2 separate regions of the Homo sapiens genome follow, and region 1 is linked to region 2. The links are chromatin contacts, found by Hi-C or POLR2A ChIA-PET in ENCODE. All regions are on one chromosome and are shown on one strand. Each heading gives the region's core, a stretch centred on a gene start or an enhancer-like site at or near the end of the contact. The rest is flanking DNA. Distances are from core to core; before and after follow the strand shown.

What was found. A loop is a pair of places that touch in the nucleus more often than their neighbours do. ChIA-PET counts read pairs that join two places held with the same protein, here RNA polymerase II (POLR2A). Pooled maps may share reads with other maps.
Region 1: a pooled map shows a loop between it and region 2 (4-fold over the local background). The contact joins the promoter of ZNF738 here to the promoter of ZNF90 in region 2. A Hi-C loop is called at or near these places in 1 of 50 pooled maps. POLR2A ChIA-PET finds 5 or more read pairs at or near these places in 2 of 52 experiments (WTC11 and activated naive CD4-positive, alpha-beta T cell).

What each region holds. Positions count from the first base shown.
Region 1 is chr19:21,355,423-21,360,684 of GRCh38, forward strand. It overlaps ZNF738 (zinc finger protein 738), which reads left to right and starts at 3,578. Exons shown (of 5, transcript NM_001355237.2): 1 at 3,578-3,721. The coding sequence starts at 3,719. RefSeq lists enhancers at 2,291-2,848, 3,640-3,939.
Region 2 is chr19:20,073,510-20,079,295 of GRCh38, forward strand. It overlaps ZNF90 (zinc finger protein 90), which reads left to right and starts at 4,491. Exons shown (of 4, transcript NM_007138.2): 1 at 4,491-4,626. The coding sequence starts at 4,624. RefSeq lists an enhancer at 4,434-4,913.

The DNA of each region.
Region 1 (5,262 bases), core at 2,328-4,827, 1.3 Mb after region 2:
TCAGTGGCACGATCTCGGCTCACTGCAACCTCTGCCTCCTGGGTTCAAGCGATTCTCCTGCCTCAGCCTCCTAAGTAGCTGGGACTACAGGCGCCCGCCACCACGCCCAGCTAATTTTTGTATTTTTAGTAGAGATGGGTTTCACCAGGTTGGCCAGGATGATCTCAATCTCTTGACCTCGTGATCCGCCCACCTCGGCCTCCCAAAGTGCTGCGATTACAGGCATGAGCCACCACGCCCGGCCTCAGCTTTGATCTTCTAAACTCATCCTTCATCTTTTCCAAAAATTATTCCATGTCTTTTCAAAATGCTTCTCCAGTTTTGTTTTTTTTTTTCTTGAAACAGGGTCTCACTCTATCACCCAGTTTTGCTTGCAATGGTGTAACCAATCATGGCTCACTGCAGCCTGGACCTTCCAGGCTCAAGCAATCCTCCTGCCTCTGCCACCTAACTAGCTGCAGCTACAGGCATGCACCACCATGGCTGGCTAATTTCTTCATTTTTGTCATGAAAACAAACTCTTATTATGTTACTCAGGTTGCACTGGAACTCCTGCGCTCACATAATTCTCCCATCTCAGCCTCCCAAAGTGCTAAAAATATAGGTGTGAGCCACTGTGTTCTTCTGCAAATTTTTTTTTTTTTTTAATACAGAGGCTGGCTCTGTTGCCCAGGCTGGAGTGCAGTGGCACGATCTCAGCTCACTGCAACCTCTGCCTCCCCAGTTCAAGTAATTCTCCTGTCTCAGCCTCCTGAGTAGCTGGGATTGCAGGTGCACACCACCACGTCTGGCTAATGTTTGTATTTTTAGTAGAGACAGGGTTTCACCATGTTGGTCAGGCTGCTCTGGAACTCCTGACCCCATGATCCACCCACCTTGGCCTCCCAAAGTGCAAGGATTACAGGCATGAGCCACTGCACGTGGCCTCTTCTGCAATTTCTTAAGAGGATTATTTCCAGTGATAAACAGTAGTATATGAACACAAACCTAAAAGGAATCTGACTTATTCTGTAGAAGTGTCACTCTCCAGGATTTCAAGGGTCTAGGGCAGGGCAGCTACTTTAGTAGTATGATCTATGGAGGTGCATGGGCTTTGGCGTCAGATAAAGTTGATCCTGAGTCTTATTCCAGTCACTTAGTACTCGTGGGTCTTTGGACATGTTTGTTGATGTGGAGAAGCTCTATATACCACATATGCAAAAAAGGTAGACTGATACTGATTGCAAAATGGCAGCAATTTTTCTGCCCTCTTGTATCTATGCCCATTGTCAGGTGCTTTTACAGCTGTTTCCATCAAGATCCAGAATCTGTCTTCTAAACCCTAGATCTGGCTGGCCTTATTTGCTCAGGGCAGTAGAAACTTGTGAACATGACAGTGGGCTAGTTTGGGGCCCAGGCTCAAATGGTCTTGAATACTTCTGTTTTTTGTTCAGAATGCTGCAATCTCCATGAATAAAGCCCATGTTAGCAAGCTTAAAAATAAGATACCATGAGGAGGAGAAGCAAGGTGCCCCTGTTGAGCCCCAGAAGCAGAAGATCACCCCCAGAAGTACAGCTGGCTAGTCAACAAGCAGCTGATGATACCAGTCTGAAAGAGCTCAGCTGATACCAGAAGAACGGCCCCACTCACCCAGCCTAAATGGCTGATCATCTTAATTATAAACTAGTAAGTTTTGGATGATTTGTTATGCTGCAATAGCTAACTAATACATGCACCAGTGCAGATAGGATGCCAGGATTCAGTGACAGGTTGATTACTTGTTGCCTTCTAACAGTGGGCACCCTCTAGGTACTGATTTCTTCCCCTAATTTAAAGTTGGATGTCTTGAAAGAGAATGTTGGGTAATGCAGAAATACTGGGAGACATGTATGCATGTGATTGGTGTTTATATTCGCACAGTCCCCACACCACAGGAGAAAACAGATAACCACAGCCTCGCAATTAGGGTCAAGGCCAAATAGCAAAATAAGTTTGCCTTTAATCTATTTTCTCTGTATCTAAACACTGGAGTCCAAGAATGTGGGCAGAACTGAAGACACAGAGTTTTTTTCTCCTAAGCTCCATCATCCTATGTTCACAGCCTAATCTCTAAAAGAAAGGTGGGCAACAGGTGGTAAGCAGTGGTTTACCTGTGGTTATTTTATTTCTGCTGCCCTCAGCTCTTTCTATGGCCACTATCTGTTCCAACCTCAGAACTGAAGATAGATGTTAGTAGGGAGAGGCCCTTCCTTCCCCTCTGGCCCTTCACACCATTGACATCAGAGCTGCCATGTGTGGCTCCTGGGTGCCTGGAATGTGCTTGGTCTGAACCGCGATATGCTAGAAAGGTAAAACACAGAGTTATTTTCAAAAATTTAGTTGCAAATATTTATATACTTCATTAATAATTACATATTCCTCACACATTAAAATGATATTTTGTATATATTAGGTTAATTACATTGTTACAATCAATTCAACCTGTTCCTTGTTATTGTTGTTGTTGTTGTTGCTGTTGTTGCAGTCTGTCACTAGGCTGGAGTGCAGTGGCGCAATCTCGGCTCACTGCAACCTCTGCCTCCCGGGTTCAAGCGATTCTCCTGCCTCAGCCTCCCCAGTAGCTGGGATTACAGGCATGCGCCACCACGCCTGGCTAATTTTTATATTTTTTTCAGTAGAGACAGGGTTTAGCCATATTGCCAGGAGGGTCTCAATCACTTGATCTCGTGATCCACCAGCCTCGGCCTCCCAAAGTGCTGGGATTACAGGCGTGAGCCACTGCGCGTGGCCTCTTGTTTCTTTATATTTTTCACCCCCCAAAACGGAGTCTCGCTCTGTCCGCCCAGGCTGGAGTGCAGTGGCGCGATCTCTGCTCACTGCAACCTCCTCCGCCTCCCGGGTTCAAGCAATTCTCCTGCCTCAGCCTCCTGCGTAGCTGGGATTACAGATGTCCACCACCACGCCCGGCTAATTTTTGTATTTTTAGTAGAGACGTGGTTTCACCATGTTAGCCAGGCTGGTCTCAAACTCCTGACCTCTTGATCTGCCCGCCTTGTACTCCTAAAGTCCTAGGATTACAGGCGTGAGCCACCATGCCTGGCCCCTTGTTTCTTTTTAATTTTCTAGTTTGGCTACCAGAAAATTCAAAATTCACGTGGCTCACATTTTATTTCAGAGGATTACCTCCTTTTTAAAATCTCAGGCTGCCTGCTCAAAGGACCGTAAGCCAGGAAAGTAAAAAAACCCTGAAATTTTAAAACATTTGTTATTATATCCTTTTCATTTATGTATAGCCATATGATATAGTATTTACAAATGCATATGACCTTATACGCAAGGTTGAATGCAAATACCCTTTGGGGTGGGCCTATCTCAGCTCAAGGAGGAAGCCCTGCCTGAAAAGGCTGCAGCCTAGGCGGTCACTCTTTCTTCATTCAGCCCAGCATCTAATTACATCTTCTGTCAGTCAGGGCCTGAGAGGGTGGGGTTTTAAACGTTATCCAATCAGCGACGCTGGGCTGGGAACTGTCCAATCAGGCACGCAGCTTGAGCGGAGAGGACGGCTTCCGGGATGTGGCGGGATTTGTCCGCTTCTTTGTCTTTGGCTGCCGCTGGAACTCCGGGTCTCGTCTTCACTGCTCTGTGTCCTCTGCTCCTAGAGGCCCAGCCTCTGGTCCTGTGACCTGCAGGTATTGGGAATCCACAGCTAAGACGCCGGGACACCCTGGAAGCCTAGAAATGGTGAGAGTGCGGGGTCCAACATCCCGAGAGAGGGGAAGGGCTGGTTGGAACCGGTGGGAAGTGGCTGTGGCGAGACTCAGGCCTCCCCGCAGTCAGCTCTACAATCTGCGCCCCGAGTTCTCCTTGCCCAGCTCGGCCTCAGTCGCCTTCAGCCATAAGATGGCGGTTGCGCCGACAGCCCGGCCCCCGGGCGTCCTGTCTCTTCCCTGCATAGTGACTGTGCCCTTGCCTGGAGCCCTCTCTGGGGAATCTCTGCACCCGCAGCGCCGCTTCTCTACCGGATTGTGCAGGGACCGTGGGAGGGTCGTCAGGGGAGAATCCTGACTTGGGGTGCGGGTTCATGAATGGGAAGAGGTTTGTTCCGTGGGGTTCCCAGTTCCTATTATCTCCTATTAAAAGTTAATGGGAGTCACTGCAAAAATATTAAAAGAATTTAATCAAAGAGTGGTTCTAGGCTGGGCGCGGTGGCTCACGCCTGTAATCCCAGCACTTTGGAAGGCCGAGGTGGGCGGATCAGAGGTCAGGAGATCAAGACCATCCTGGCTAACACGGTGAAACCCCGTCTCTACTAAAAATACAAAAAATGAGCCGGGCGTGGTGGCGGGCGCCTGTAGTCCCAGCTACTCAGGAGGCTGAGGCAGGAGAATGGCGTGAACCCAGGAGGCAGAGCTTGCAGTGAGCCGAGATCGTGCCACTGCACTCCAGCCTGGGCGACAGAGCGAGACTCTTGTCTCAAAAAAAAAATTAACTTATTAAATAATTTAATCAAAAAGTGGTTCTAGAATTGTAGAGCACCAAGCTGTGGTTTTTAGTTTGTGGTCTATGGGAGAGGCTTGAAAGAAAGTCTTTTGTAAAATGCATGATGAAGAAAACCAAATTTAGTAATTGGTTAGGTACAGTTACGTGGTTTTTTAATTTGTACATTAAAGGTGAAAATTTCCTGGTTATGTAATCGGAGCTCAATTGGCAGTTTATAGTAGGTGAAGCCTCAATTTTGTTTCTCTGAATTTAGTAATTAAAAATAATGCGCCTGAGTTAGATTTTTTAAATTGAAGTAGGAACCCAGGGACTAGAGAAACCTCAGTCTAATTGCCTGCCACTTAATTATTTTCACACTCCACAGGGAACTGATTTTCTGCTGCATTTTTCACCTGGGTCCCAATCAGGGTCTTAAGTCTAACCCCCATCCCTCATTACTCCAACCTCATTCTTGCTTGCAGTAAGATACTAAATTTCCAATTTCTTCTGGGGTTCCCAAATGCCAGCTTTTCCTCCCTAATTCACATTATCACGTATTTGTGTTTTTTTGTTTGTTTTGTTTTGTTTTTGAGATGGAGTCTCGCTCTGTCTCCCAGGCTGGAGTGCAATGGCGCGATCTCGGCTCACCTCAACCTCCGCCTCCCGGTTTTAAACAATTCTCCCACTTCAGCCTCCTTAGTAGCTGGGATTACAGGTGCGCGCCATCATACCTGGCTAATTTTTGTGTTTTTGTAAAGACGGGGGTTTCACCATGCTGGCCAGGCTGGTCTCGAACTCCTGAC
Region 2 (5,786 bases), core at 3,241-5,740:
ACAATTAATAAAAACCACACCCAGCATGGCTTTCTAAGGAGAGTCATATTGTGAGAATTGCCAGGGATATACACACCACATTTAGCATGCAATATGGCACAAATCCCTCCTTGGGCTGCGGTAAGCATATCTAATGCCATTTGATTTTGCAACACAACAGTACTCAGCTGAGCAAATTTATCTGGTAACAACATAAGTCTAGTGCTAATATCATTAAGAGCTTTTTCTACATATAACCTTAATATTTTAGTTTGTTGCTGAAGCAGGATTGTACCAGTGGCAGGGGAGAATACTGTGATAGGGTACTGCCACCAGGGAGGCCAGGGAGGCTGGCACATTCATAACCAGTGATGTTTGTAAGTATCTAAATTACTTGGGAGAGGAATATTAACCCGGATGGTGAATGGAATTAATGGCTATCCCCAAGTTCATCTCCCTGTCCAGTGTGGGGACAGGTATCACCACTCATAGGATCTGCATACCCAGAGGGCTCCCCCAGGGGACAGCAATGGAGCTACTGTAATCACAGTGTACTCATGTATTATTAAAGTAGGAAAGAGATTGTGGTTCACTGGGGGCAATGTTGATTTGGAGTATGTGTTGACAATTGTCTGGAGAAACCCCAGAGTAATATTAGAGGAACCTTTTAAGGCCTCCAGACTAAGCGGGGGCTATAGGGAATCCAGGCACCAGCACAGCTGGTTTCCAAAATATACCATTCCAGGAATATTGGGCAGGATACCAAGGCTTTTGATGAAAGGAGAATGTGGAGTTCACCTTTTGTCTGACTTGGGCAAAGATAGATTGCTTAGTGTGGTCAAAGGAAGTACAGGTTGGACTACAAGTGTTGTTGTGACCCCGTTGGTAACTACATAGCCATTCAGAAATGTTGTCAGGATGATTCTCCAAGGTAGCCCATTCCTGGCGGCCTTTGGCAACTCGACGTATAGAAAACATTGTCTGTGATTGGCTTCTATTGCAGCGGTGGCTACCCAGTTCATGAATTTATTCTTGGCCTCAGACACAAAGACACAGGTGCTGACCATTAGTAGATAGATTATTCCCTGTAATAACAAAAAAGGATAGGAACATCATATTGTTTTTCATCTTTAGGAAATTGTACTATGCCTTCATTTTCTGTTTTCACAGCTACAAGGTCACCAGACTTAGGGGTGGGATCTGATGGATGCTGTACCCATATATTGGCTCCAGGATTTAAGCTACATGAACCAGTGGATCTGAATCCCCGAGTTCTGTATGTAGCCTCTGTTGGGACAGAGATTTCCTCAGGGGTTAATTGTTGACAAGGTACCACTAATAATTGAGCAACCCACATTTGTGGTTTTATAGCAAAAGAATCTGGAGTGGTATTGTATAAAACAACCTTTAACTCTCCCCAGTAATCACCATCAATTATACCACCAAACACTATAATGCCTCTCATTGCAAGGCTTGAACACATTGTAATCCATTCATCCACATTCAAATTTGCATTTATGGTGGAAATTTTGGCCTGTCGATCTTCCTGCTGATTAAATAGTCTGTCAAGAAAAGCAGAGATGCATGAGCATCATCATGGAAAACAGATCCAGGAGTGGTGGCCCAAGCCTGTACTTCTACCAATTTGGGAGGCTGAGGTGGGTTGTTCACGAGGTCAGGAGATTGAGACCACCCTGGTGAACACAGTGAAACCCCGCCTCTACTAGAGAAGTACAAAAATTAGCTGGGCGTGGCGGTGCATGCCTGTAATCCCAGCTACTCGGGAGGCTGAGGCAGGAGAATCACTTGAACCTGGGAGGCAGAGGTTGCAGTGAGCTGAGACTCAGCCACTGCACTCAAGCCTGGTGACCCGAGACTGAGCCACTGTACTCCAGCCTGGTGACAGAGCTAGACTCCGTGTCAAAAAAAATAAATTAATTAATACAGGAAAACAATGATAATGGTAGTGTGTACCAGAATTCATGTATCTTCCCAGTATTGTTTTCCCCATACCTCTTTATTCCCAATTAACCATTTGTTTTGTTGTCATTGGGGCATCCAGGTAGTAAGACCATTTGCTACTGAGCAAGAGTTGGTATACAAGTGACAAATCCTTCTTCCTTCCTTTCGAAGAGCTCAGAGGATGTCTACTAGTTCAGTTAACTGGCTGCTCCCACCCCTTTCTTCATCAGAAATGGTTATGTTTTTCGGTTGTTTGTTTTTGAGATGGAGTCTCAGTCTGTCACATAGGCTGGAGTGCAGTGGTGAGACCTCAGCTCATTGCAACCTCTGCCTCCTGGGATTCCAGTGATTCTCCTGCCTCAGCCCCCTGAGTAGCTGGGATTATAGATGCATGCCACCACACCTGGCTAGTTTTTGTATTTTTAGTAGAGATGGGGTTTCATCATGTTGGCCAGCCTGGTCTCAAACTTCTGACCTCGTGATCCACACATCTTGGCCTCCTGTGGATTTTGAGGGAACTCGTGACCTAAATCATAACAGGAAATTTAGGCCTCATAAAGACATCATGGTTAAAGCAGAGGTGTTTTGTTTCCAGTAAAGTCCAATAGCAAGCTAACAATTGTGCACAGGTGAGGAGAGCTGTCACGAAGCTTTGGCGCAGTCTGGGACCCTAGCTCTTTTGTAATGAGTTGTTTGGCACGAGGCTTAGTCATGAGGACCCTTCGCGACTGAGCTGAAGAAACACAAAAAGGTCACTTGTTTTTGGGATTGTCTGTTGTTTTTCAAGAACGAATGTATAGGAATAGATTGAAATACAGATTTCTCTGAAACAGCGCTGGATGAACGCCTCTAGGGGCTCACACAACCTGTTCCCGGACTTGGTGACCATTGTTTGTGTCCACGTTCAATTAGCACAAATTTATTATTTAACTTTGACTCCACACCAGACTATGGAGGATTCACCACCAGACCGGAAAGCAACAGGATGGGCTCCAGAGTTGGCCACCCATCGGTGCACAGACCAGGAGAGGTATAATGACGCTTCTGCGCGGTCTGGGAACCTAGCTCTTTTTGTAACGAGTTGTTCAGCATGAGGCCTAGTCACCAGGGCCCTTCATGACTGGTCTCAAGGAACACAGAAAGGTCAACTTGTTTTTGTGATTGTCTATTGTTTTTCTTTTTCTTTCTTTCTTTTTTTTTTTTTTTTTTGAGACGGAGTCTCGCTCTGTCGCCCAGGCTGGAGTGCAGTGGCGCGATCTCGGCTCACTCCAAGTTCCGCCTCCCAGGTTCACACCATTCTCCTGCCTCAGCTTCCCGACTAGCTGGGACTACAGGCGCCTGCCACCAGGCCTGGCTAATTTTTTGTATTTCTAGTAGAGACGGGGTTTCAGCGTGTTAGCCAGCATGGTCTTGATCTCCTGACCTCGTGACCCGCCCGCCTCAGCCTCCCAAAGTGCTGAGATTACAGGCGTGAGCCACCGCGCCCGGCCTTGTCTATTGTTTTTCAATAACGAATGTATAGGAATAGATTGAATAGATTGACATAGAGATTTCTCTAAAATAGCACTGGATGAACGCCTCAAGGGGCTCACACAACCTCTTCCAGGACTTGGTGACCATTGTTTGTGTCCACGTTCAATTGAGTTCAAATTAAATATTTAACTTTTCCTCCACAAATTCCCCTGTCTTGATGAATTGGTTTTGTCTGGGCAAAGGGCAAGGTAAACTCCTTGGGCGGTTACACAACCTCCACCTCCTAGGTTCAAGAGATTCTCCTGCCTCAGCCTTCGGTGTAGCTGGGACTACAGGTGTGCACCAGCACGCCCAGGTAAGGTTTTGTATTTTTAGTAGAAATGGGGTTTCACCGTGTTGGCCAGGGTGGTCTTGAACTCCTGACCTCAAGTGATTCGCCCTCTTTGGCTTCCCAAAGTGCTGGAATTACAGGCGTGAGCCACCGCGCCTGGCCCTAAATGATTTCCTTTCTGTCTCCTATAACAGTTTGAAATTACTTAAAAGTTGTTTCAAATTGAAAAAATAAAAAGAATGTAGATAAAAATAAAATATAAAAAGTTAAAAAAATTACATTAGATTACAAAATATATATGATGTATATGTAAGTCTCGAGAGGTCAAAAATGACAAATTTGATTTACTTACAAGGTTTTATTAAAATTAGCTTTCGTATTGATAATACACTATTACCAAAGTAAAAGTTTTCTCTTGAACAAAAATTTTTTGTATTATTAATATGACAGCCAAATACTTCTGTTCACCTTTTGAATACATTCAAAAAGAGAAAGAGTAAAAAAGAATTTTCCCATGCTCTCCGGTGGGCCTGGCTCAGCTCAAGGAGGAAGCCCGGCCTGAAAAGGCTGCAGCTGAGGCTGTGACTCTTTCTTCACTCAGCCCAGCATGTGATCACATCTTCTGTCACTCAGGGACTGAGGAGGCGGGGCCTTAAGCATTATCCAATCAGGGACGCTGGGTTGGAAACCGTCCAATCATGCAGGCAGCTGGAGCGAAGAGGAAGGCTTTCGGGTTTGGCGCGGCCATTTGTCTCTTGCTGCAGCTGGTGCTCCAAATCTGGTCTTAGCTGCTTCGTGTCTTCTTCTCCAGCCTCTGTGGCCCTGTGACCTGCAGGTATTGGGAGATCCACAGCTGAGGGACCCCCGGAAGCCTAGAAATGGTGAGAGTGCCTTTCCAGCATTCCGAGAGAGGGGAGGGACTGGTTGGAACCGATGGGAAGTGGCTGTGGCGGGACTTAGGCCTCCCCGCAGTCAGCTCCACAATCTGCGACCGACTTCTCCTTGCCCAGTTCGGCCTCAGTCCCCTTCAGCCATAAGATGGCAACAGCGCCGACAGCCGGGCCCCGCGGCGTCCTGTCTCTTCCCTGCCCTGGCCTGGAGCCCTCTCTGGGCAGCTCTGCACCCACAGCGCTGCGTCTCTCCCAGATTGTGCAGGGAGCACGGGAGGGTTCTCGGGGGAGAATCCTGACTCGGGGTGCAGGTTCATGAATGGGAAGAGCTTTGGTCCATGGGGTTGACAGTTTCTCTTTTCTCCTATTAAAAACTTATGGGGCCGGTCGCTGTGGTTCATGCCTGTAATCCCAGCATTTTGGGAGGTCGAGGCGAGCGGATCACTTGAGGTAAAGGGTTGTTAGTACAACGTAGTTCTTCTTCAAAGACGCAACTTCCTGGTCATAAGTTGGAAAAGTTGTAAATCACCCCTACCCCTTCTTCTCCCTTCTCCTTTTCTCACAAATCGCGCATTACCCGATTTGGAAAAAGCTTGAGTGTAAGCCAACCGGGATCAGCTTAGATTGTGCGGTCTGACCCCAGCCAATGGAGGGAAAACAAAAACAGAACTGCATTAGGGCTAATAACCCCTTCCCGGCCAGGCGCGGTGGCTCCTGCCTGTAATTTCAGCACTTTGGGGCGCCGAGGCGGGCGGATCACGTGGTCAAATTTCTAGACCAGCCTATCCAACGTGGTGAAACCTCTCTCTACTAAAAATACAAAAATTAGCCTGGAGTGGTGCCAAGCGCCTGTAATCCCAGCAACTTGGGAGGCTGAGGCCCGAGAATTGCTTGAACTCGGGAGGCAGAGGTTGCAGTGAGCTGAGATCCCTCCATCGCGCTCCAGCATGCGCGACAGAGGGAGAGTCCTCAAAAAAAAAAAAAAAAAAAAAAGTAAGCATCTTAAAATTTCCATCCTTTATGTAAACACTGTGTTTTAGTAACTTCACTGTATTTTCCAACACTTAGTTTCAAAAACCCAGTGAATAACTCTGGCATGGAAATTAAAGCTTGAACCTAGTGATTCCGAGCTAAGGCTAATATTAAGCCTG